2 separate regions of the Homo sapiens genome follow, and region 1 is linked to region 2. The links are chromatin loops, found by intact Hi-C in ENCODE. Cell type or tissue: dorsolateral prefrontal cortex. All regions are shown on one strand. Each heading gives the region's core, and the rest is flanking DNA. Links, peaks and the distances in the headings are about the cores only. Region 1 overlaps ANKS1B (ankyrin repeat and sterile alpha motif domain containing 1B). Region 2 overlaps ANKS1B (ankyrin repeat and sterile alpha motif domain containing 1B).

Region 1 (14,449 bases), core at 1-8,000, 200 kb after region 2:
CTATTTAACCATATTTTTGTACCTATTAACCAATCTCTCTTCATCCCTACTCTCCCTTCTTCACTTTCCAGCCTCTGGTAACCACCATTCTACTCAATCTCCATGAGATCCACTTTTTATAGCCTCCACATATGAGAACATACAATATTTGTCTTTCTGTGTCTGGCTTATTTCACTCAACATAATGACCTTCAGTTCATTCATGTTGCTGCAAATGACAGGATCTCATTCTTTTTATGGCTGAATAGTATTCCGTTGTGTATATATACCACATTTTCTTTACCCATTCGTCCATTGATGGACACTTAGTTTGATTCCATGTCTTGGCTGCTGTGAATAATTCTGCAATAAACATGGGAGTGCAGATATCTCTTTGATATACTGATTTCTTTTCTTTTGTATATATACGCAGTAGTGGGGTTGCTGGAACATATGGTAGCTCAATTTTTAGTTTTTTGAGGACCCTCCATGCTATTCTCCATAGTGCCTTTCCTAATTTAGATTCCTACCAACAGTGTAGAAGTGTTTCCCTTTCTCTGTAGCCTCATCAGCATCCATTAGTTTTTGTCTTTTTGATACTAGCCATTCAATAGTAGCGGGGGTGAGATCGTATCACATTGTGATTGTCATTTGCATGTCCCTGATGATTAGTGATGTTGAGCATTTTTACCTATACCTGTTGGCCGTTTGTATGTCGTCTTTTTAGAAATGCCTGTTCAGTTCTATTGCCTGTTACTTAATCAGATTGAGTTGGTTTTGTTTTTGTTTTTGTTTTTTATTTTTGTTTTTTGCTATTGAGTTATTTGAGTCCCTTATTTATTCTGGTTGTTAATCCCTTGTCAGATGGATACTTTGCAAATATTTTCTCCCATTCTGTAGGTTGTCTTTTCGCTTTGTTGATTGTTTCCTTCGCTGTGCAGAAGCTTTTTCACTTGATGTAATTCCATTTGTCTCTTTCTGCTTTCGTTGCCTGTGCTTTTGAGATTTTACCCAAAAAATCTTTATCCAGACCAATGTCCTGTAGTGTTTCCCCAATGTTTTCTTCCAGTTCTTTCATCGTCTCAGGTCTTCCCTCTAAGTCTTTAATCCATTTTGAGTTGATTTCTGTATATAGTGGAAGATGAGGCTGTGTTTCATTCTGTTGTATAGATTATTCTGGGACTGCTGCATGTGCTGTTTCATCTACTTCAAATGCCCCCTCCTCCTGTCTTCAGGCAAATACTTGCTGGTCCTTCGGCTGTCCATTTAAATATTACCTCATTCTTTTGATACCATTTATTCAACAAGTATTTATTGTGTGCCTATTATTTACGGGGTTGCCAGGAGCTTTTCTGCGTTTTGGAGAAAATGGCAGTGATGAAAACAGACAAAATCCTGCCTCCATGAGCATACGTGGCAGTGGAGGATGAACAAATAAATATGTGATGACGCATAGCGGCAATAAGTATTGTCAGGAATAAGGCAGAAGAGGAGAGCAGAAAAGTTGGGGTGCTTTTTGTAGGAGTAAACAGGAAAGGCTTCTAGGAATACAGGTGCCAGTGGAAGTGGCATTTGAGCAGAGACCTGAATGGCATTAGAGCATGAGGCATGCAGGTGTCTGGAGAAGGGAACTCGGGCAGAGCAGATGATGAGCGCAGAGGCCCTGGGCGTGGGCTTGGCGGGCAGGAAGAGCAAGGAAGCTGTGTGGCTGCAGCAGAAAAATCAGGTGGGCAGGGGTACTGGAGGTCACGGTGAGGAGTTCGGGTTTTGTTCTGACTGACTGTGATGGAAACCACTGGAGAGTGAGAGCCGGGGAGTGGCATGCCTGATTCACCTCCTCCAGGAAGCCCCCCTGGCTCCCAAGGTGTGTGTGCCCACATGGTGCCCTCTCTTCCCCTCGTATCTCACCTCTCAGCACTGAAATCCGCCTCTGTCTGCTCCCCGTCTGTGTGCTCACAAGGGCAAGGGCTGTGCCTTATTCACCGTCACCCTCAGGGTGCCCTGCAGAGAGTCGGTATGCGGTAAATGTGTGTCCAAAGAGCGAGCCCGCGAGCCGCCTAGACCAGCATCGCCGCCCCGCGCCTGGGGCGAGGGGCCTCGCGTGGGTTCGCCAGCGGCGTCCGCGTGCATGCGCGCACCCGCGCGGCGACCGTATAACAGGCATCAGCCTTTCTGTTTTAAAGCAGATCGACCCATCTGAGCAAAAGACTCTGGCCAATCTACCGTGGATTGTGGAGCCGGGCCAAGAAGCCAAGAGGGGCATTAATACCAAGTATGAAACCACGATTTTCTGATACTCGCCGTCCTCCTGTCCTCGCGGTGCCTTGCTCGCCAAGCGGTCCCGGAGCAGGCTTTCCTTCGCGCCTCCGCGTCCACCCAGCCCAGGAGGAAGACTGCTCTGAGCGTGCGGCCTTGTTACGGGCGAAAGGCCACTGGCCATTCCTGGGGAAGTTCTTTCTGCACCAGTGATGGAAAACGCAAGACTTTCCAGTCGCAACCCCTGAGAGGCGTGAGTTGAGATGGGTTTTCCCTGATGCTCCCGACTCCCCTCCCCACCACCTCCCAAGGTATTTCTGATGACTCCGCCCCAGTACTTGCTTTGCTTCATTTGGGGAAAATAATACCTTTTCTTTAAAAAAAAAAAAAAAAAAAAAAAAGTAAAGGGGATCTCTAATACTGCCTAAAAGTATGCTTTCACTGTCAGCAGTTTTAAAGGTGAAATCAGAGCAGCACTACCCCTCCCACCTCCAAAGCATCTGTAAAATCATTCTATCATTGAGTATCGTTTAATGCAAAAGGACAAAAACAACTCCCGTGATATGATTGCCAGGAGATTCTGTTTCCCCATTTCTATATTTGTGGATTTTATATGTAATCACCTATGTCAGAGAAAGAAAACCTTTCAACCAAATGATTGGTTCAAAAGGAAAGAATGATTCAAAGCAGAGGAATTTATTATGCACAGCAAAATGTGTCTTGTATTAAATATTTTTATTAAAAGAATGTTTCATTAATGCATTGATAAGAAAACTAGGTTAGTTGCGAGGGATGTTTCTGGTTTCATTTCAAATAATTAAATTTCTACTGCTACTACCAAGAGGACTGGCTCAGTGGTGGCAAAATACTGGTGATGCTCCCTAGAGCAGGAGGCCCGGAAGTGCTGACGCAGCCATCAGCCTGCCAAGATTGTTTTTTAATCTTCACAGTGTTTTAAAGAACATGTTAAAAAAAAAAAAATCTAGTGCTCCTGCTGTCAAGATTTCTGTCATGGAAACCTTGTTTGAGAAAGGTGTTAATAAAATTCTATTGCAAAAATTTCTTTTTCTAGAAAAAATAAATACAAAAAAAAAAAAGAAGAAATTCCAAAGTAATAAAACTTTTCTTGAGACAAACAAAAAAAAAGTTTGCTTACTATTTGATTAAATAAAATTTACTTACATTTCTTTAAGGTATTTTAATTTTTTAATGTCTCTGTGGAGTATTTGTATGATACCATAATGTATATTTATGTAGAATCAAATTATATAAACAGTACCAATATCATTATAGAAAAAAATAACATTTTAATGTATATTGTTCTAACAATCATATTGTGAATCATTTTGAAGTTCATTATAGCGATATTGATAAATTGTGGAATTGTCTTAATGTTTTTTTATTAACTGACATTATTTTAAACCTAACTGAGATGATCAGTTACATTCATCAGTTGGTGAGTTTTGAAGAATAACTACATTTTATTTCAAACTAACAAATGTATACGGTTTTAGTTCAGTGTTGAAGAATTTTAATACAATATTAAATTACTTGAACTGAACAGTTCCTTGTATATATTTTGCCTATTCACTGTTGATATGTATGTAGCAAAATGAGAGTTAAATAACACTAAAATATGGTACCAGGAGGCAATTGTATAGGAGCAAAGTTAATAGGAGCTTTGCTGAAACAGAAGCATATGTGTAAATAAGCTTGGGCTTCCAGTTATAAATTTTGTAATTTTTGTCATTATTTATATCCTATAAAAAAAGCACACAAAAATAAAACAGAAGTTGTACAGCAGTGGTGCTTGGCATCGTTCTGTGAGCACCTTCCCCACTCCCATTTAGGAGCAGAACCAAAGGCCCAGCCTTCTCAGCATCTACAGCTAAAGGGACTTTTTTAATTGGCAAAATTGTTGAGAAAAGTTGCACAGTTCCAAGTTCAACCAGTCTGAGAAAGATACACAGGCCTCTGAAACTTTAATTTTAACCTAAAGCCCCCACTGCCTTCTTTTAAATATTAAAGCAGACTGTAAGGAGGAATTGTCAAAACAGGCATCTCTAAAAGAGAAAGGACCACCAAACTGGATCACTTTTGTAGCACAGCCTCGATGGTATGTTTGGAAAAACATTATCTACATGGTCATCAGTCCTTTCATTTTTTTCTATACACACAGCAGCCCCATAGACCAGAGCAGGGACGGGAAAAGGAAGGGCTAGGCCTGCAGGGGGCAGATGAGAGGCGGCCCATGCATTGACGAAGAGATTTGCAGCTGATTTTCTTCAAGGGGAAAATTGATACATTGATAACTTCAATAACCATGGGCAGGGGGGGTCATTGAATGCTAACATCATTACTCAAAAAAGGACTTGAATTCAATTACTCCATTTAATTGTTTCTTATTAAATTGTATTCTATGATAAATCTGAGTTAACGAACCCTATGAAAATTATCCCTAGTTAGTTCATTAATAAGTCATGGAAATGATTTTTCTCAAGACACACAAGATTTTTCTCAAGTTGGAATACTTGGGAATATTGCTGGTTCAATGTTTGTTTGGATAAGATGGAGCAGAAGACAGGCTTGGATAAAGGAACACGTGGCCAAATCCTCAAAAATCAATAAAAATTCACACCTGGATTCAAGGTAGCATCACTCCTAATTACTTCTGAAAAGAAATGAAAATTTGATAAGTGATCTAGCCTCAAGAGAATTAGAATATAATGGCCATGTTCAGGAAATCCGTAGGAAGAAGACTTTTTTTAAAAAAAATAACTTTCTAAGTTCTCTTTTTAGATAGGCTAGTCGATCTGAAGGTTCGAAACACATTTTTTGAAATAAAGTTGGGTAACTAACTAGCCAACACAGCCAGCACAGAGTCTACATGCAGCAAGGCCCACTGGCCCACCCCATATTCCAGTCCTAGCTCCCCAACAGCCAGCCAGCCAGCCCCACATTTACTGCCTCTAGGCAAATGGACACAAGCATCTGCCTGCCCCAGCAACAGAGTCCTGCTTCCCACAGAAACCGGTTCCAAAGCCGGCAGAGACGGCGCTTTGAACTTGCTCAGGCCTTTTGACCATCACCATGCTGCATATTGTGACTCTGTTAGTAGCTAGGAGCTGGAACTTAATTTTGTGGTCGAAATAACCCTGAGACCTTGGTGCCAACCAGGGAAATGCCAACTCCACTTAACTGTTTCTGTCTTCCGCTCAAGTCGGTCTACTTATTGAGAACTCACTCTGTGCTTAGCGTGGCATCACTTTCCTTAGAGTTGCTTCTGCAAAGATGGTCATTCTGCAGCCAACATATTGCACTCAGTGTGCAACTCATCAAAAAGCATAGCTACAAATTATTATTAAAACAGTTTTTGTTTTTCTCTCCAAAACCTCAGAGACCTATGTTTGTTTGGGGAAAAAAAAAAAAAAAGCTGCATGGGCATTTAACTTTCCAAGAGTAGTTAACGACCAGTGCTGTGAAGACTTACACATCAGGCTGAAATAAGACATCCTTCATTTGTCATCTCCAATGGGGTCACCCCGGCGGAAGGTGGCGACTGCAGCCGCGGAGGTTTAATCAGGGCTCCTAACTTGGTTCAGACAGTGGAGGAGCGCGGGTATCAGATGACAGACTTCACGAGTACAGATGAGCTAATATGCATGTTCCAAGCCCTGCTATTTAAGACATCTTGAAGTTCTGTCTCATCACCACAGTAAGAGCAAGAGATGGAGTCAGATTTTACAACCAAAGTCAGCTCACAATGTGGTAATAAAAACCATTCAAAGCAATTCATATTCAATACCCAATTTAATTGTCCTCTGGCTGTCTCAGGGCCTCAATCAAGCATCCCAACAGCTGCTCCCCAGGGAGCCTGCCTGCCTGCAGCCCTCCCTCTCAAGTGGCAGTAAGACACGTGGGAAGTCAAAAGGCCCCCAAGTAAGAGGCAGCATCAGCTGTTTTCTGACATTTGAGAGGCGGATTTCTCTCTGATTCTCAAAAGTGCATGCTGAGTTGTCTGAGAGGAAAAAAACAATGCCAGTGTGCTGTGTTGAGTCAGGGGAGACTGAGAAAGAAGAAAGGTACAAGTGGATTCTGAAATCCCATTTTAGCGGGCCGTTTCTGGGGTGTGGGTTTGAGCAGGTTGCAAACTCACATGCCTTCCAAGCCATACAGGTGACATGAGTGAGGGGGATGGGGCTGTGCCTCATCTCAGGGGCAACCACTGCTGAGTTCCAGCTGATTGTTGCCAGGCAGAAAGGAAGACCCTGGGTCCACAGATTTTCTAAGAAATCTGGATTTTCACGCAAAATCGTTGGGTTTTGAAGTGTTGGCAGCAAACCCAGTTTTAAAAAATAAGTGTGAGCCACACAGAACTCATCTGTGGGCTGGGTGTGGTCTATGCATCACTTGTTTGTGAACTTGTTCAGTAGCTTTATGACTTTCTGAGATTCCACAAAGCTTCAGCAACCTTACAGCTAGATGCCCGGTTACTCATCAGGAGAAAGAAAGAGTGTTTGTAGCTGGGGTGAGTGGGTGGAGGAGGCAGAGATTCAGGGGTCGGTGACATTTGTTGAATTGCTGTTATTCACCAGGTTTGTTTTGGGAAGTATCAGTTAGGAATTGAACTAAAGAACTAGTAGCAAAGACCAGCAATAACAATGTCTTAAACGAGGCAGGGGTTGAATTTTCCCTCATGTAACATGAACTTCAGAGATAGGCAGTACAGAGCTGGAATTGTAGCTTTATGATATCATTGAAATCTCAAGATCCTTCTATATTTCTACTCTGCCATCCTTTGGAAGTGGCTTTTAGCCTCAAGATTGCCTCATTGTCACAAAATGGCTGCTGGAGCATCCTCCAGCACACACATATTCCAGGCATTAGAAAAGATGGTAAGGACCATAGGATGGAAGCATTGTCCAGCTGAATAAGGCAGACTTTTAAGAGCTTTCCTGGAAGCTCCACCCCACAACTTCTGCATACAGCTTATTGGCCACCCCTATGTAGGAGGATGGAAAATGTGGCTGCAATTGTTAGTTTTAGCTGAGCACACTGCAGCCCCCAACAATGCAGGGGTTGTTAGTGAGGAAAAGGGGGAGATTGGATATTGCGGTGGTCACTGGCAGTGTCTACTACATTGGGAATCATCACAGTAATAGCTAAAAGGCAAACACAAGCACACACATGTGAGACACTTGAACAGAGAAAGCAGTGCCTGTAAGAGGGATTGGTGATCATCCTGACAGAGCTGCTCTATAAATTAGCCACCAAACCTGAGCAGGAAAGATCCCCACAGCTGGGTTAATATGCACACCAAACATCTGTGCTGTCCAGCAAGCTCCTGAGAATGTTATGGGCAGAGCAGGCACAAAGGGGCATGCTGCATTGGCAGACATCGCAGCATCATGGGCTGTGCTAAAGGAGGAGACTGGCAATGAGTTGGTTGGGCATCAAGGGTGAGAGTAGAGGGCGCTGGCTCTCAACCTCCACTGCACACTGGAATCACCCGGGGACATTTAAAGCCTCCCTAGGAAGTGAATCCTTGAGGAGATTAACCCATTTGCTGAAGTCACACAGCTGGAAAGTCAGTGTAGCCAGGGTTGAACTTAGATCCACTTGACAGCCAAAGCCACACACATACCACCACACTCCCAAGCTACTGGCCCCAGCAACAAGCCCAGGGTCTTTTCTCCCCTCATTCCCAGTCTTCTTTACCACTTGATGGGTGTATGCGTCGCCCAAAGAGAATCAAGTTCGGGATAGTTCAAAAGAAAGCAGGTGACAGCTTTCCTGCTAAGTAAGCAATGTCTGTCTCCTAAAAGCCAATGGCCATAAGGAGAAGGAGGTGGTAGAGGAGGGTGCCTGGAGCTAGGTGTCTGCCATGGAGCAGAAGCAGCAGGGTCGCAATTTGTGAATCATGGAGATTTGGGCAGTACAGGAATGGGGGTTTGTAACTGGGACGAAAGATAAGTATTATGCTGTTTATTGAGATCTATATCAGATTCTTGACATGTTTTTTCTAAGCCCCACAAAAGCCTTGTACATTAGGTTCCCTATTTGACAAATCAGGAAAGTGAGGCTCTGAGGGGCTGCATCTTTTTTCAAATGAAAGGAAAAGGAGAAGGGGGGAGATGCAATCAAGATGGCAGAAGACAGCACACAGATCCACTAACCAAGGCCTGCCACTAATTTGAAATGAATCCCTTAAGAGTTTCAAAGTAGAAACAGGCTTCCCCAAAGGGAAGGCAACAGTAGCTCTGCTACCTTCCTTGCTCAATACCTGAATCATCTGAGAATTGAGAGCAGGTTGGGCAGTGGCCAGGTGCTGGCAAATCCAACGCATTCCCCCCACCTGTCCCATCCATTGGCTTCTATCAGAATGTTCCTGCTGCTTTTTTCAAAGAGCAATCTCTACAGGCACAGATACAAGTTAAGCAGACTACCAAAAGTAGAAGCTCCTTGGGAGCAGACAGCATCTGATGCCTTCTCCGAGAGCTTAGTAGTGATGCATCTGTCCTGATGCAAGTGAGTAACGAATGAAATGCAGAACTGAAGTGATGCTCTTGGACCCTCTAGCCCAGGGGCTTCAATGAGAAGGTACAGGGAGTGTCACCCAGTGGAGACAGAAGGCCGTGGACCAGAAACCCAGCTCCACCACTTGGCTGTGGGGCCCTGGAAACCTAACCTCTCTGCATCTGTTTGCACACCTATGAAAGAGATAACACCTTGCAGCACTGTTATGATTCAGTTAAATAACGTATGGAAAATGCCCAGCCTGTGGGCTTGGCACATAAAAGGCCCTCAAAAAATAGTAGCTCCCTTCCTTCCTTCTAAAAGACTTGGTGTGTCTCCAGAGGTTAATTGACAGCAAGTAGGGCAATAAGCCCAAGATGAAGGGCTTAGTGAAGGGCTCACTGCTAATTGAAGGTGAATATAAGAACATCTCCAAAACCATCACGTAAGCTATTGGATGACTTTCCCCAGCTAGTGAAACCAAGCCTTATGACCCCTAGGCTGATGTCATCTGCCACTGAACCCAGGAGTATTCTACTTCCAGTTGTGACTGACAGGTGACTTACAAGCCTAAGAGTCTTGGCCTTTCTATCTATAAAGAATAGCAGATTTGGATTCTAGCCCTGGCTTTGTCACCGATTAGCTGCTGGGGTTTAGTTCTTCCTCTATCTAAAAACTGAAGCTGCAGTCTGCAGATCCACTCAACTTCTGTGAAGATAAATGAGAGTTGGGCAGTGCCTCGAGTGGAGCGGCGATAAACATTTGAATGAATGCGAACGTGTGCTCCTCAGAACAGCAGGAGTCTCCACTCACCTGCTCAGTTTTCCAGTTTGATCGGTTGCTCTGAACCCCCAGACCCAAACTCAGGCCTCGACCACCCTCTCTAGTTACATATTCTAGCCCTGGGTGATGGAAATTACAGAGGCAGATTTTTCTATTCATTTCTATGTGATAAGGAGCATTCCCAGTTCTGGGGGCCTGACCTCATAAATGAATTTACAAAGAACACCAGTGACTCATTTTCCTGAATCTTAATTGAAATGAAAATTTCCCAAATTCTGGTTTTCTCACATCATTTGACTCAGGAGCAAGTCATTGTTGATGCCAGAGGACTTCAAAGGCCTGGTCTCTGCTACGTCTCAAATGTGACCCCCTTCTTCTGCCCCTCTCGTGTGAGCATATACAGTAATTCTTCTATAGTTAAACTCATAGCCCAAGAGCAGCAGATTTTCTAATTCAGGCATTTTAATAACTGTATAGTATATCCACGGTCCCAAGGGGAGTGGTTATGAGCAAGGAATGTATTCCAGTGACAATCTTCAAAGACTAAGAATTATTAGAAAATCATTTTCTCCTTCGTTAAAGTTCAGTGAGTAAATTATAATATAAAATGTCTGTGGAATAATAGATGGCCATACTTGCTGACTTAAACACTCCAGGGATATGTTTATTCATTTTATATAATTTGGTAGCAAACCTCTTTTGTCCAAGTAAAGTTTTACTTTCCCCTAATGATGTTTCACAGAAAAAGGCCAAACTAAAACGGCAAGATAAAATGCTGGTGATATGCTACATCTTCATTTGACAGCCTCATGATATCCTTATGGAAAGGAAGAACATAGACTGTGTTATGAACACGTGGGCAAATTCATCCCATGGAACTCAGGAGATGAATTCCAGTCATCCAACAAGTGTTTACTGAGGCCCTCATTGCAATGCTAGGCTCATGTTAGACTCTATACAGTCCTGGCTTTCAAGGAGCTTACGATTTACTGGGGACCTCAATAAGCAAGCAATTCCAAAACAACAAAAGCCATGACAGAGAAAAGAGAATGCTAGGAGAGGGCAGGGCAGCCCTTCAGCTCTTGAGGGTCATCTTAAAGAATTTGTGAAACATAGGGAGTTAGCGGGGAAAAGAAAATCGGTGAGAGGACAGCATAGAGAAAACAGTGTACACAAAGCTACAGAAGAGAACTTGGAGCAGGTCCAGGGTTTAAACAGAAGTGTAAACACAAAGTTTAAACAGAGAAGTTTAATGTGATTCAGATGAGTGCTCTGGAAAGATCATGCAGAAGGGCACAACTGGAGGCAGAGATGGCAGCTGGGGCTGTTGCCAGGCAAAGAGGAGGGAGCTCAAATGGCATTGCAGAATGTCCCCTGAGCGGTCTCTTAGTGCAGGCAATGAGATAAGTGCTTCAGGAGCTTTATCTCATTAAATCCTACAACAATCTGGAGGGAGGAACGGATCCTCATTTTTCAGATAAGACAACTGCTGATACTGTCCTGTTTTCTTATCATCTGTTGTCCCCATGATCTCTCAACAACTCAAATGTATTTACTTATTGCTTCCTCTGCTGCTTAAAACAGTGCTTGGCATGCAGATGCTCAAGGAGTACAGGATAGATAGGTGGGTGAATGAGCAGACTGATCAAGGACTACAGACAAGAAGACGTTAAGGGGCCCATGCCTGCTGCATTCACTGTACTTACCACACTAATTTGCAACTCTTAGTCTCTGCTGGTCCTTTTTAGTCTCCTGGGCTTATCCCTCATCCCACTGATCTCCAGACTGCCCTGGACTCAGTCTTGGGGCCCCCTGTCTTTTCTATCTACACCCACTTCACTGCTGATTTCATCTACTCCTCTGATTTTAAATACCATCAATTCACTGATGACTCTCAGATTTCTACCTCCTGGTGGAGCTTTCCCATGAACTCCAGAGCCTTGCATCCCGCCTACTCAGCATCCCCACCTGGATGTCTCGTTAACGGGCATCTCAAACTTACCGCGTCCGCAAAGCTGCTTTCATTGTCTTCATCTCAGCTGACGGCAACTCTCTTCTTCCAGTTGCTCAGGCTAAAACCTTGCATCATTCTTTTCTTGTCTCTCTCACAACCTTTATCCAATCCATCAGCAAATCCTATTAACTCTTATCTTCAAAATATGTCCAGAATCCAACTTGTCACAAGCTCTGCTGCTGCCACCCTAGTCTGGCCCACCTTCATTTTGTCCGGATGATTACAAAAGCTTCTCACTGGTTCCCCTTTCAGTTGATTCCCACTGCCTGGGTGATTCGTTAAAGCTTAAATCAGACCACTGCTCAAAACTCCTACACTGGCTCCCAGAGTCAAAAGTGAAGTCCTTACTGTGGCCTAAGAGGCAGCCTCCGGTGCTACCCCAATTCCTCTCTGCCTCTCCTGTTAGACTCCTCACACTCACCCTTCTCCAGCCACATGGGCCGTCTGGCTGCTCCCAGAATACACCAACCATCCCACTGGAGTCTGCACCTGCTGTATCCTTCAGAATGGTTTCCCGACAGATGCATAGCTCACTTCCTCACATCTTTCAGGTCTGTACAAGTGTCAGCTTCTGAAAGAGCCAGTCCATCTAAAACCGTAACCCCTTCCCCTCCGCTTGTACATACCACCAAATTCACTATAGATTTTACTTATTTACTTTTTCTGCCTCTCCCTGGCCCTTAACTGCAGTAGAGCAAGACTTTTGTTTTGCTCACTCCTGTGTTCCCAATACCTACCACAATGCCAGGCACATGGTACATCTCAATATTTATTAAACAAATGCATGAACAAACTAAGTGAATAAATAAATGAATTCTCTTTTTTACAGGATCTTCTTCATGCCAGCCATACCGGGCAGGAACCATCAGAGAGACACACTGAGGAGGCACTCAGAAAATTTTGATAGAATTGAATTTACATATAGCTGATAAAGCCTAAATAGAAAGGTTGATGTATTTAGCTTGAATCCTTCACTTTAGTGGTCTAATCAACAGATAAATGACAAGCAAAGAATGAAACAATCCAAAAATGTTTTTCAAAACAATTTTGTGAATTTTATTTTTACAAAAATTTTTTAAATTCATATTTTAAAATGTATACCAAGGCAAAAAAATCATATAAGCTATATCATAAATACAAGAGTTTCAAAACATACAAGAGACATATAATGTAAAAAAAAATTATATATATGAAGTCCAATGTAATTTATAATACAAAAAAATACAGCAAGGGAAAATGCTTTAGAAATGCTCATCTGCAAACTACAAAACAAAATCCTCCTCTTGACCGACTGCATGAACTGCCATGAAATTTGCAGCTCCATCATACTAGGTATCTCTTCTTTCTTCATGTTACCTTGTCTTTCTTCCCATTTTTCTTTTAAGACAGGGTCTTGCTATGTCACCCAGGCTGGACTCAAACTCCAGGGCTCAAGGAATCCTCCTGTCTTAGCCTCCCAAGGAGCTGGGATTACAGGCACGTGCCACCGCACCTGGCTCCTAATTTCTTTTTAAGACAAGGGCCATTCAAGGCTTTTTAAAACCTGATGTGTGTTGTTATACTTTATAACAGTCAGTGGCTTTTAATTCCAAAAGGTAATACTTTATACTCTGCCTACATGAGATGAGCCCCTAACAGTGTGTACAAATAAAATTATGATTTGGGTATTCTAAGGAGACATACCATTTACAGAAATTTCTTTTGATAAAATTAAGGTTTCACTTTTCACATTTGCTTAAATCACAGTAAGCCTGTAAACTAGCTCCTTGACCCACCATTTAAAAACAAAAAACCTCCTTAACAATGCAAAGGATTGTATTCACTGTATTTATGATTCCATCAAAGGCTAAATAGCTTATCTAAAATACATCTGAGTGATCTATTCCCTTACCCTCTCCCCGACCTACCCCACAGTTATACTAATATGCACCAACAATAAAAACAAGTTATCTACTATTAACACTAGTAATCATTTGATTTAGTTCCAGTTACAGAAACAAAAAAAATCTTTGAATTTTGATTATATTTTCTGGGAACCACATCTACTATTAATTTATCTCCATTGCCCTTAATAATATATTTCAGAGAAAATGTTTCTTTAGATTTACGCTTCAACTAAAGTTCCTGATCAGGAGGTCAAAAATAGCTAGTTATTGAGTTTTTTCCCCTGTCAAAAGCTATTTTTCCTGATTAACCTTGGAGATAAAAGAAGAGAAAGGAAAGAAGGAAGGAAAAGAGGATGAGAGAGACAAGGGAAAGGAAAATAGGTTGGCTGGAAGGTTAATCTTCTAGAGTTACAGTGACTCATCTGGAATTACACAGAAAACCAGAGAATTCTCTTGAAATTCATTAAAAGAATGGCATTCACAATGCCATTCATCTAAAAGTAAATGGAATTAGATGAAAATTGTTCTATTTCACATTTCTTAGAAAAATCTTATTAAGGCTTATGATTAAAATTGGCCCCACCTCAATGACTAACATTTAGCAGTGGAGAAACTGCTTTTTAAAAAAGAAAAAAGTGAGGATTAGGAAAGATCAGGTTTCATTCAAGTAAGAAGTCTGATATGTAAGAAACAAGAGGGAGCAGGAATAGTGTCCAACTCAGATACTGACAACTAGAGTCCAGATATGGCACAGGGCTGCCAGCAGCTACAGTGAGAAAAGGGTAGACCAATAAAATCTACTCTTTCCAACATACAAGTTTTACTTCACAAAAAGAACTGCTGAAGGCCAGGCCAGTGGCTCATATCTGCAATCCCAACACTTTGGGAGGCTGAGGCAGGAGGATTACTTGAGGCCAAGAGTTCAAGACCAGCCTAGACAACATAGTGAGACCCTGTCTCTACAAGAAAACTTAAAAATTAGCTGGGTGTGGTGGCTCGTGCCTGTAGTCTCAGC
Region 2 (13,384 bases), core at 5,385-13,384:
CATTGCTTAACTAGGTCCAGTTTTGCTCAGAGCAAAAGGATGGAGGCAGCTGCATAGGCCTGAGAAAACTGCAGTTGTGAGGCCTAGTCTTCATGGTTTCCCAAGCTCTTTGGGCTTCCAACTGCCTTAAAAGTAGCTCATACCTGGCCGTGTGCGGTGGCTCGTGCCTGTAATCCCAGCACTTTGGGAGGCCAAGGCGGGCAGATCACGAGGTCAGGAGATCGAGACCGTCCTGGCTAACACAGTGAAACCCTGACTCTACTAAAAATACAAAAAATTAGCTGGGTGTGTTGGCACGTGCCTGTAGTCCCAGCTACTTGGGAGGCTGAGGCAGGAGAATCCCTTGAACCCAGGAGAGGGAGGTTGCAGTGAGCCGAGATCACGCCACTGCACTCCAGCCTGGGCGACAGAGCAAGACTCCATCTCAAAAAAAAAAAAAAAAAAAAAAAGTAGCTCATGCTCATATCTCACCCCTTTGGAAGATATCCATTATTCTGTTCCTGATTTGGTAGAAAGAGAAAGGGTGGAAAGTCAAGCAGTTCTTACTATTTGAGAGTTACTACCCGTGTGCTCTTGAGCCTGTTGCTTAATCTCCCAAAAATCCCAGCATGTGTGTGTGTGGGGGGGGGTGTGGGTGTGTGAGAGACAGAGAGAGAGAGAGAGAGAGAGAAATTGGCATAATTATTCCTACCTCATCAGATTATTGTGCATATCAATGTGGTCCATGATACAAAGCACCTAGCAGTATCTGGCTCAAAAAAAGGATTTAGTGTCGCTTCCCTTCCCATCTTGAGCTCTGTTTGGCAGGTCGTTGGTTAATCAGCATAAATTGCAAAGTGCTAGGACTTAAAAGATCCTATCTCTGAATATATATCCATACTTGCTACTCCAGAGTACAGCATAACAATAAGAATGTAAATGATCATGAGCAACTTAGTTAATCACTCAAAAGCTTCAGTTTCTTCATTCTTAAAATGATGGTTTTATGTGAATGACCTCCGAAGGTCCCCCCACTGTTTGCTTCACTGGTTTTAAACTAGAGATAAACCAGCCCTCTGAAGTTTTTACAATGCAACAAGGGTTGCTGCAGCTGTTTCTTAGGTTATAATCATAGAAAATAGCCCAGTAATTCAGAAAGACAAGAAAGTATTTAAGAATAAATGGCAGGAGTCCTAACAATTACAATCAGGTAGAAAGATACAGAGAAGACAGATAATGTTAAATTACAACTGAAATGCAGGTGGCAATTACAGCAACAAAAGTAATACCAGCACAAGAGGCTAACAGCAGGTTCTGCGTTATACAACAAAATGTCCTTTCCAAGGGTTTTTTTTTTAATAATTGCACTTCTGCTAGATTTGTAATTACAAACATGAATAATCCTCAGCATATATCATTTCTAAAGATAGAGGCTGTAATTCTGTTCCTGATGAAGAGCTGAAGAATATCTCACACCGGTTGGTAAGTGACAGTCAGTAACTACCAGACAATTAGGATGATGCATCAGGAAAATTGGAGTCAAAATATCCCATGTACAGATGCTGAGTCCATCAACAAAGGAGGGATATCGTCATCACATCTAGCAGCAGAAGACACAGGAAAACCACATCACAACAAGGATAAAGGGCAATGGCGTTGCTGCAGAGGACAGAACGGTCATCACTTCGGTCCTACCTGAGTTAACTCTCAAAGACTATGGAAAATAACTTTATTCTTAAAAGGCAGCCAAGGAAAATATTTTAAGTAGGGGGATGTGATTAATGGAACATGTAGAGCCCTCAATATCAAATTACTGGTTTGCGTGTGAACCCTGTGTTTGGGTTGGACTTCTCCATGGTATGTAACATTCATGAGTTGTAAATAGCTGATAATCAAGTCAGGTAAATTTGAGAGTTAATGATTTAGGTTGCTTTCAGCTGGAGTCATCCTTGACTCCTTGCTTTTCTCCCACATTCCCCTATACTCAGGAAATCCTGTTGGCTCTGCCTTCAGAACATATCCAGAATCCAAACCACTGCTCACCACCTTCATCACTACAACCCTGGACCACTGCTGCAGCATCTCCAGCCTGGCATGGGACTGTGGCCTTCTAAGTCAGCTCCCTGCACCTTCCTTTACTGCTCCAAAATCCTTTCCCAACACAGTAGCTAGAGTGATCTTTTTCACTCTACTCAAAAGCCTTCTGTGGTTCCCCATTTGAATCAGAGTCAAAGCCAAACAAAATGCTTCTGCACTGGGCTAAAAGACCCACAGGGCTCCCTGTTAACCCCTGCCCTCCCTCACTTCACTCCCACCACTCCTTTCTCCTCTCACATTCCCAAGCAAGCTTCCAACTTAGGGAATTTGTGTTGGCAGTATCCTCTGCCTAGAAAACTCTTCTCCAAATATCCACAAATGCTCATTCACTCAAAAGTCTACTCAAAACACACTTTTTTTTTTTTTTTTTTTTTTTTTTTTGAGAAAAGATCTTGCTTTGTCACCCAGGCTGGAGTGCAGTGGCTCAATCATAGCTCACTGCCGTCTCGAACTCCTGGGCTCAAGTGGTCCTCCTGCCTCAGCCTCCTGAGTAGCTAGGACTACAGGTGTGTGCCACCATGCCTGTACTTTCTTTTTTGCTTTTTTCAGTAGAGATAAGGTATCGCTATGTTTCCCAGGCTGGTCTTGAACTCCTAGGCTCAAGCAATCCTCCTGCCTCAGCCTCCCAAAGTGCTGGGATTCCAAGTGTGAGCCAAATCACATTTTTCAATGAGGTGAAACCTGACCACCCTATTTAAAATTAGTCAGCTGCTCTCATCTTTCCCCCAATAGCTCCTGTCACTCTCTAGTTCTTTATCTTGTTCTTGTTGAGTTTCCTGATTTATTAGATTTATTATTTGCTTTTTAAACTCTTCCTACTGGAAGGCAGGAACCCTTTTTGTTCTTTTAATCCACATTGCTTAAAGCAGTGCCTGTACACAGCAGACAGTTGTAATTATTTGTTGAATGAATGAGGAAATATAACAAAAAACTCCAACTCAAACAGGATTAAACAAACAAAAGAATAATGCATATATTCCTGCATAACTGGAGAGGTGAGTGCAGGGATAGGGAAGGAGCTCCACCTCCCTGTGATTCTTCTAGGACAGTTACTTCATCAGATCTATAATAAGATGCCTGCAGAAGTTCTAGAATCAGTTTGGGATGGGGAAAGATGACTCTTTGAGACTTTCACTTAAGGATGAGGACGCTTTACCTAGAAGCCCCAAAAAACTTCTGCTAGCATCGAATCAACCCAAACTGAACCAGTCTTGGTTGCCAGGGGAATGACATGCAACAAGTTGCCTCACTGGGAATAGGGATGGAAAAACCACAATTGGCTTGACTACAAGATCGACCTCAACCACGTGGTCATTTCTCAAAAGGGGATGGAGAAGGTGGATGGAGAGGAGGCAAACCCAGTGTCCATGCCTCAACCTTAGCCAGACAGACAAAGAGAGGGACTAGGGGAAAAGATTTGTTCAAGAAGCTGTAAAACTGAAAATTCTGGAAGCATCTCCATTGATTTTGCCGATGGTGAAGTGCTGAATTCAGTAGCACATGAGCTTTATGATTTATTGGCCTTGCTTGAGAGTATTGGAAGTGTTGATGTGGATTGCACAAACGCCCAGCTTGAGTGTGGCAGTCTCACACCATCCCTGCTGATCCATATTCACGCAGTAAATATATTGAGGAATGAATGCAAAACAAATTTGTTATTGATTCTGGTTTCACTCAAAACCAAATATAACAAATGTTTCAGACTCAGGAGTTTGTAAATGGGGAAAAGGTAGCTGGAATATGAAATGCTGCTAGTTCTGTTACTTATTTCCTCTCTCTCTCTCCCTTTTTTTTTTTTTTTTTTTTTTTTTTTTTGTTTGTTTGTTGAGACAGGGTCTGGCTCTGCTGCCCAGGCTGGTGTGCATTGACACAATCTCAGCTCACTGCAAACTCCACCTTCCGGGCTCAGGCAATCCTTCTACCTCAGCCTCCCAAGTAGCTGGGGCAACAGGTGCACACCACTACGCCCGCCTAATTTTTGTATTTTTGTAGAGATGGGGTTTCACCATGTTGCCGAGGCTGGTCTCGAACTCCTGAGCTCAAGTGATCTGCCCATCTCGATCTCCCAAAGTACTGGGATTATAGGCAGAAGCCAACATGCTGGGCCCTTCTGTTACTTTTTATTTGTTTAATGCATGATACAGGGTTGGATGGGGACATATGGGACATGAAATCTGGAATCTGATATTTCTCATTCTGCTGTGTTTTGCCTTCTACATAAATATACAGAAAAGCTTATCACCCCTGTGGATCTCCAGTCACTGATCAATCCTCCTGCTATCTCTGTGCTGTTAAAAAAGCAGTGGGGGATAGGAGAGCCTTGTCTAATCAAATTAGAAAGATAAACAAAATTTCTGAAAGAAGAATGATTAAGAAGAAAAGGGTTTAGACATAATTTATATGCACAACTGCAAGGCAAACAGTAAGCAGATTATAACAGGATCCCATCTATTCATACTGTGAGCGGGACTTCATGGAGATAACTCATGAGCAGTTAGATTCCTACACATAAACTCCCACACAACTGATACTGTGGAGATGTTTCTCTTAAATCCGCATAGCAAGAGAAGTATTTGACTTTTTTATCTCCAAGAGTATTTCATTCCATGGTTTGAGTGTTTGCATCTTAGGATATTTTTCTTTTTTTCAGGGGCAGTGAGGGGACAGACAGTAGACAGTTGGGATAGGGACATGATATTTTGAATCCTGATAAATATAAATGACTATATTTCCTAGTTTGTATGCATATATAATAGTGTGTACATTTATTTTGGTAGGCAGAGCAATTGCCCCTGTGTTCTTCCATTTGCATTGCTCTAAAGGAATGCCTGAGGCTGAGTAACTTATTAAGAAAAGAGATTTATTTTGGCTTATGGTTCTAAAGCTATACAGGAAGCATGGCGCCAGCATCTGCTTCTGGTGAGGGCCTCAGGAAGCTTTCAATCATGGCAGAAGGTGAAAAGGAGCCAGCGTGTCATGTGGCAAGAGAGATGCTAGGCTTTTTTTTTTTTTTTTTTTGTGAGGTGGAGTTTCGCTCTTGTCACCCAGGCTGGAGTGCAATGGTGTGATCTCAGCTCACTGCAACCTCTGCCTCCCGGGTTCAAGCGATTCTCCTGCCTCAGCCTCCCCAGTAGCTGGGATTACAGGCACGTGCCCCCACACCCAGCTAGTTTTTGTATTTGTAGTAGAGATGGAGTTTCACCATGTTGGCCAGGCTGGTCTCAAATTCCTGACCTCAGTTGTTCCAACCGCCTCGGCCTCCCAGAGTGCTGGAATTACAGGCATGAGCCACCGTGCCCAGCCCAGGCTCTTTTAAACAACCCCCATTTGTGTGAACTAATAGACTGAGAACTCATTCATCACCAAGGGGATGGCGCTAAGCCATTCACGAGGGATCCACCCCAATAACCCAACACCTCCCAGGAGGTCCTACCTGCAACGCTGGAGATTACATTTCAACATGAGATTTGGAGTAGTCAAACATCCAAACTATATCAACTCCCAAAGATGTCTACATCCCACTCCCCAGAATTTGTGAATATATTAGGGTAGACGGCAAAGGTGGGTTAAAGTTGCAGATGGAATTAAGGTTGCCAAACGGTTGGCCTTAAAATAAGATTTTTTATTCTGGATTATTTTGCTGGGCTTAATCACACAAAGGTCTTTGAAAGTGGAAGGGGGAATGAAAAGAGGGAACCAGAGAGATGGTAGCATGGGAAGAACTCAGCCTGATGGTCTTGAAGATGGAGGAAGGTGGGCACAAGACAATGAAAGCAGCCCCCCTTCTACAGATGAAACATGCAAGGAAATGGACTCTCTCCTAGAGCCTCCAGAAGAGAATGTACCCTGCCAACACCTTAATCTTTGTCCAGTAAGATCTGGGCAAATATCTGATAAATAGAACTATAAGATAATAAATTTACAATGTTTTAAGCCATTAGGTTTGCAGCAATTTGTTATAAAGGCCATAGAAAGTTAATACAGTTATCATTTTAAAGCATCATACATTGCAAATACAAAGGTACTGAAATAGCCTTGAGTTTGGAACATCCTCAGATGCTTAAGGAAGTAGATTAAAGGCTGAACAAGATCCAGTCCAATCCACCTTATCAAACAGGAGCACATTTCAGGAATTGAGCTCTGCTATCTGTGTTTATGGACACTTCAAGAAATAGCAGTGTACTACCCAGTAATCACAAGCCCAAAGATGGTTGAACAGGGTGTACAATCGTAAGAAGATAAAGGAAACAGGAATTGTATTTGCCTTTCACACGTAGGCAGATTCTTATTTCTATCTCTTTTTGCCTGAGTATATGAAATCTTGTCTATTTTTTAAGACTGAAATTTTCTCATTTGAACTCCTCACTATTCTTGTATTTGGTGTTGTTTCCGACACTGAGCTTCGTATTTAAAGAGGACGATTCTGACAGGAGGCACTGTCTGTTGGGGTGTTTGAATTTTCTCATTTGAACTCTTCAATATTCTTTTTTGAGGTTTGGCGTTGTTTCTGACACCGACTTATATTTAAAGAGGACGATTCTCACAGGAGTCGCTATCAGTTGGGGTGTTTGATGCATAATCATTCCGTTATATATTGAACAAATATTTACTTCACCCTCACTGCGTGCAAAGCAATGTGTCAGGCAATGTAATTCAATAGTGAGCAAGCTACATTCAGCCCTTGCCCTCATAGAGCTTAAAGTCTAGTTGGGAACACAGACATATACAGGTAATGACAACACAGTGTGGGGAGTGCTAGAACAGAGAAGGACATTCTGCTGAGGGGAACCTAACCTAGACTTGGCAGGAGGTGGAGGATGAGTAGCTGAAGCGAGGGATTTCCGGAGAAAGCCATCCCCTTTGCACTGCCTTTGTCAAGTGGCTGACCTCTGCTTGCAGAGATAGGTCTTGTTCATGCTTATGTCTCTTTCTCCTGTTCAGCTTGAAGCCCTGGCTCAAAAAGTCAGCCTGTTCCTGACTACAGAATGATACTTTGGCCATTCACAAAAGTCATATAAGAGAGAATTCAAAATATCTTTCTTTTTTTCTTCCCCCTCCCCCCGCTCCCCCACCTCCCACCAAGACAGGGTCTCACTCTGTCACCCAGGCTGGAGTACAGTGGCGCGATCTCAGCTCACTGCAACCTCTGCCTCCTGGGTTCAAGTGATTCTCCTGTCTCAGCCTTCCGAGTAGCTGGGATTACAGGCACATACCACCATGCCCGGCTAATTTTTGTATTTTTGATAGAGGTGAGGTTTCACCATGTTGGCCAGGCTAGTCTCAAACTCTTGACCTTGCAATCTACCCGCCTCAGCCTCCCAAAGTTCTGGGATTACAGGCGTGAGCCACTGTGCCCGGCTCAAAATATATTTCAAAGTTATGGCTCAATATGTTTTTGAAACTACTCTACTGACAGTTTTGGCTGTTTACGTTTAAACTTACTGTGCCACAGCTGGCCAAAGAAATTTTTGCTACCCTTTCTCTATATATATTCTGCCCATCACATTTTGCCATTTCCTAATAAAAGAAAAATAATATTTATTTTCCTACTTATACAATAATACAAGTTAATTTTAGAAATTTGAGGAATTAAAGAAAAGGATACATCTTTAAATGTTTATGTCACCATAGTCCCGCTACCACGAGGGGCAGATTTGCCCTGAGATTTTTTTTGTTTTAAGGACATACAGTCAATCTTCATTAGTCACAGATTTTGTATTTGCAAATTCCCCTACTTGCTAAAATTGAATTGTAACCGCAAATCAATACTCACAGTGCATTTCAGTTATTTGTGGGCATGCACATGCTCAGAGCAGCAAAAAGGTTGAGTTGGCTGATGCATACATGCCCAGGCGAAGTCAAACAAGGTGATGCCTCTCCTTCTTGTTTCAGCTCTCATACTGTAAACAAGTATCTTTTCTAAGATCTACTTAGTGCTATATTTTTCATATTTATATGCTTTTTGTTAGTGGTCTTGTGGTTTAAAATCGCCTGCAGCATGGAGCTGAAGCACTGTCTGGTGTCCAAAGCATAGCAAGACTGTGATGTGTCTTGAGAAAATACGTGTGTTATTAGATAAGCTTCTTTCAGGCATAAGTGACAGTGCTGTTGGTCATGATTTCAATGTTAAGTAATCAATAATATATATTAAAAGAAGGTGTCTTTAAACAGAAACACATATAAAACAAGGTTATAAATTGATCAGTTGACAAAAATATTGTGACCAGAGGCTTGCAGGAGCCTAACTCTGTATTTCCCCTAGGTGCAATCATTCAGTATTTGCAATTCAGTGTTTGTAGTGACCTTATAGAATATAACTACCATGAATAGTAAGAATTCTCTGTATTTTCTTTATGTCAAAAAAAGAAAAAGGAATCATACCATATGTCAATTTTTGTGTCCCTACTTTTTTCTCTTAACCTTACATTCTGAGAATTTTTCAATGTTAGTAAATATTTTTTGAGATATGCCTTTCAATGACATATTCAAACAAATGGATCTCCATGATTTGTTTCCCTCTTGCTAGACTCTAGGTTATTTCCAAAGAACATTCTTATACATATGTTCTTGTGTATCTCATTGATTCATTTGTTGCCTCACTCACTCATTCAACAAATATTTATTTAGCACTTTGTCTCAGGCCTCCTGCATAAGAATACAAAAATAAATAGTACAGACACCAATCTCTGCTCTCATGAAGCTTATCATCCACTGACACAGATAATAAATATTTACACAAGTAATTCATGGTAATAATAATAAGTGCTGGTAGAGACAAGCACAGGAAGCTACAAAAAGCCCGTGGAAGGCCTGACCTTGATCAGGGAAGGGTTCTGAAGTAACAGTTTCAGCTGAGCCCTGAAAGAATTCAGGACTGAAATGCACTAGATGCCTAGGTTAGAGATAGAAGAAAGGAGTTTTCTTCTCTCTTCCTCTCTCCCTCTGCACCCCCCTCCTCACAGCACAGGCCAAATAGTGCATCAGTAGGCTGTGCCTTTCGTGTGCCTGTGACCCAAGGTCAGGCTCCCATCTGGCTGCCTGCACACAAGCCACTACTGCCCTTTGCTCCCCTCTTGCCCCCGCCACATAGAGAGCAAAGACATGGAGGAGAAAGAGGTGGTTAGGAGAGGCTCAGGGACACCTGCCTGGAGTGGGTCCTGCCAGTGGACCCCATGGGACCCAACTGACAGAAGAGAGGAGTGAGATGTAACTGCAGGCCCGTTCACAGTGGGGCCTGAACTCAGCTGCAGTGTTTGCTTTATCACTGGCTGTGGCCACCACAAATACCTGTCAAAACTCCCTCCCTGTGCCCTTTTCCCCAGTAGAACAGCTCTCTTCTCACTCTCAAAATCATCTCTCACCCTTGTTTGAAAGACCAAATTCAGAGGACAAATGGGTATTTAGGGGCATCAGTGTGCCATGTGAGAAAAAGTCAGTAGTACTGAAGTCAAGAACCAATTAAAACATTTGTTGGCCTCTTTCCACATCTTAGGGGCAGCGTTCCTTTTACAGGTCCAGGTGTCCACTTTGCCTGGGAATCTTTGAAGCCATTTTCTTTAAAAGTGTTCCTCCAAGAAATATGTACACAGCAAGAACTTGTGACAATTTGAACACCAGGGAATTAGAATGTGCAAAGCTTAAATTATTGGGGGGAATATCAACCTGAAGTCTATCAACCAGAATTTAAAAGAAGTGCAGTTTGTACTTTCTAAAACATTAGCACTAAATCTAACTGCTAACTAGCCATTGCCACTAGAGGTCCTGCCTGCCCGACTTCAAGGAAAAAAGAAGCCTCAACTAGTCCCTGAGTGGTGTGATTTGTAACACATGGCACTTAAGTGCTTGGAAATATTTATTCTCTTAAAAAAATTAACCGCAATGGCCAATGGCACATTATGCATCTGCTTAGCAAATTCTTTCTTAGCACAAAAGGAACTTCAGCCAATTTATAGGCTAAACTTTTATCAATTCCAGAGCAGCAATGCCCAAATTAGTATGCAGTGCAAATAGGTAATTTCTATCAAGAAGGCTTTGATATCCATGATGCAAATTAACAATGCTTATGTACCAGCTATATTCACTCTGATTCTCTAGAAAATCCAATGTTGACAACATACGCACTAATCCTAATAAGGTTTCTCAAAAACATCTTCATAGAAACTTGTAATTCCATACACTTTAGGATAACATTAGCTGATGCTCACTCACAGTTTTCACCCTGAGATGCAGTTCGAGTCTAATTTGGCACCTTACTCAGCTATCTGTAACAGTCTCAAGGTGAAAAAGAGAGGGAGGAAAAAAGGTGTTAGTTGCAAAATCAGGATCTGACTTAATAAACTTTTGCCTTTTTGTTATCCTGTATGTTATCTTGTTAAAACTCAACATGACTTATTATCATTAATCTCCACTGCCTTCTCACCAAGGCCTTTTCCATTTCATTGCAAATGGTAAGCACATTTTCACGTTGCCCAACCCCCATAGTTGATGGGTGACTTCCCAATTTCATCCTCTGCTCAGCCTTTGTCAATGTCTTCAGCCATTCCTTCCAAGAAACTGTTCTGGTTTCTGCAATGTGATCTATTCTTAGCCCATGCTGGCGAGTCTTAAGCTCTCAAGTTTTCATCGAAGTGACTTAGTAGTCTGGTCTCAATAAATAACTGCAATTTGTGTGTGTGTGTCTTCCCCCAAGGACACATCTTAACCTTACAAAGACAGAAGCTTTCACAACTGCAGTTGCATTTTCAGGAAGAGCACTCTGCCTTAGGTTTTCCCAAGCACCTTTCTTTTCCTATCCATGACATTTGAAACAATGGTTCTCAGCCCTGCCTGCACATGAAAATCATCTGGGGAGCTTTTAAAAACCACAGATGCCTGACCCATATCCCATACCAATTGAATCAAAACCCCTATGAGCAGAGCCTGGGCACTGATATTTTTGAAAGCTCCCGGGGTTGAAAACCAGTGTCTACAGGTGTCAATTAGGATTGTTTTGCTCACGTCACTTGATTAAGATTTTTAATAAAGATATTCCACTGAAACCTATGAGAATTTAACGTAGGTTAATAATAATAACTATTAACATTTGCCTGGAGATTTTAACATGCTATAGTACTCTCAGAGCTTATTTGCTATTTGCATAGCTAATCAATATTTATGAAATACATACCAGGGACCATTTTAGGTTCTAAAACAAAAAAGATTTAAGAAGCCATGGCAGTTGCCCTTAATATGGTTTGGCTCTGTGTCCCCACCCAAATATCATCTCGAATTGTAATCCCCACATGTCAAGGGAAGAACCTGGTAAGAGGTGATTGGATCATGGGGGCAGTTTCCCCCATGCTGCTCTAGTGATCGTGAGGGAGTTCTCACAAGATCTGATGGTTTAAAATTGCCAGTTTCCCCTGCACTCTCTCTCTCTCTCTCTCCTGCTGCCATGTAAGATGTGCCTTGCTTCTGCTTCACCTTCCACTGTGATTGTACATTTCCTGAGGCCTCCCCAGCCATTTGGAACTTTGAGTCAATTAAACCTCTTTTCTTCATAAATTGCCCAGTTTCAGATAGTATCTTTATAGCAGTGTAGAGTAATACAGAGATCTACAGACTAGTAAATGAAATCAAACAAGCACACTTCCACACAGCTTATAGGTGGCATGTGTACAGTACAGTGGAAGCCCAAGGAAGGAGTGATCTGGCATACCTGAGAGGTTCAGGAAAGGGCTTATTCAGGAGATAACTCCTTTGCTGAGTCTTGAGAAATTAGTCTTTCAAGTGGAAGGTGGGAGGCTGAGAGAGGTTTCAGGAGTCTCTGGCAAAAAGAGTAGTATAAGCAAAGACAGTGAAGCTACAAAACATACTAGTATGTTCAGTTCATTAAGTAGAAGGAGAAGCAATGGGGGAGGAAATGAAGCTGGAGGGTCCCCAGAGGACATAAATGCCATACTAAAGAATTTGGACTTTATCCTGGAGGCCACCAGGCCCTCGACATTTTTATCACCTACCCCTATTAATTAAAAAAAAAGCACATATCTCCAATATATGTTTGTGTGTTTATGGTTTTCATAAATGTAATGCTATGTCCATACATTATAAAACATATGCTAAAAACGTAAATTTTAAAAGAACAAATTTTAAAGCACCTATAAGTGTTCCTTGATGTCATCCTCCTCTACCCGAATGAACCATCCTGCTCATCCCTGGAGTATGCATTCTCCACTTTGAGACAACTACAGATAGGGAGAGTTGGAAAAGTGAGTTAATCTACTCTTCACAGAACTCCCATGAGGTAGATAGAGCAAATAGTAAGAAAACTAAGACCTAAAGATACAGAGTAACTCACTGGGTCACACAGGGACTTAAAGCAGGGGAAGGACTAAGATCACTACTAAGGCCACGGCCAGCATTCCACCTACCATCCCACATCATCTCCACTGAGTTATACTCCTTATCACAATTCCCTGTGAAGTCAGAAGTACTTAGACAAGATAAAATTTTGTGTTCAATTATGTAATCCTTACCTGAACATGAGAGAAATTCTGAGAAAATGACTATAAAACATTACTGGGATTAAATTGACTTAAGACCACTGTATTGAGATCTAGTAGGGGAGATATTTATTTGAAACAAGTGAAGAATAGAATAGCCTTAGTTAACAGAGAGCTATTATGTACACACAAGAATTAATTGTTCTTTTTTTTTTTAACAGAGTCTCACTCTGTCACCAGGCTGGAGTGCAGTGGTGCGATCTCGGCTCACTGCAACCTCCACCTCCTGGGTTCAAGTGATTCTCCTGCCTCAGCCTCCTGAGTAGCTGGGATTACAGGCAACTGCCACCACGCCCGGCTAATTTTTGTATTTTTAGTAGAGACGAGGTTTCAACATGTTGGCCAGGATGGTCTCAACCTCTTGACCTCATGATCCGCCCACCTCAGCCTCCCAAAGTGCTGGGATTACAGGCATGAGCCACCATGCCCAGCCAAATTGTTCATTTTTAAAGAAGGTGGTATGGCAGTATGGAGACAGCATTGGCTTTGGAGTCAGGGGACCTGGGTTTGAATTCTAACATTGCCACAGAATATGCTTTCCATGAACTTTAGCAATTTACTGAAGCATACTCATCAGTGAAGTGGGGTTAGATAATTTTTACTCCCTAAGACTGGTATGAGTACTAAATAAACTCTCAATAGATGTTCTTTACTCTCCCTTTCCTAAACAATAAAATACCATAAATTGTGCTAACCACTAAAATCGAACTGAACATTGCATATAATTTCATCATTCTTGCATCATGCAGAAGGCATTTTAGGAAATT

Evidence for each region. Hi-C counts contacts between places; a loop is a spot of excess contacts. Peaks named below come from ENCODE experiments on the same cell type or tissue, not always from the same donor. Only the 100,000 strongest peaks of a DNase experiment are listed, where the experiment ranks them.
Region 1: a loop joins it to region 2, with 2.5 times the contacts of the local background. A loop is called at or near these places in 2 of 110 quality-filtered maps.

What each region holds. Positions count from the first base shown.
Region 1 is chr12:98,733,563-98,748,011 of GRCh38, reverse strand. ANKS1B (ankyrin repeat and sterile alpha motif domain containing 1B) reads left to right here. Exons shown (of 27, transcript NM_001352186.2): 27 at 2,163-4,038. The coding sequence ends at 2,273. It overlaps APAF1 (apoptotic peptidase activating factor 1), which reads right to left. Exons shown (of 27, transcript NM_181861.2): 27 at 12,579-14,449. Among named protein-coding and RNA genes, the nearest start is that of APAF1, 95 kb to the right of the region's middle. In dorsolateral prefrontal cortex, for the core only: a CTCF peak has its summit at 4,463 (motif pointing right); DNase peaks (open chromatin) are centred at 2,153, 3,122, 4,465 and 5,818; H3K4me3 peaks cover 1,723 bases; H3K27ac peaks cover 7,913 bases.
Region 2 is chr12:98,936,013-98,949,396 of GRCh38, reverse strand. All of the region lies in intron 17 of ANKS1B (ankyrin repeat and sterile alpha motif domain containing 1B), which reads left to right. Among named protein-coding and RNA genes, the nearest start is that of APAF1, 300 kb to the right of the region's middle. In dorsolateral prefrontal cortex, for the core only: a CTCF peak has its summit at 9,832; a DNase peak (open chromatin) is centred at 9,846.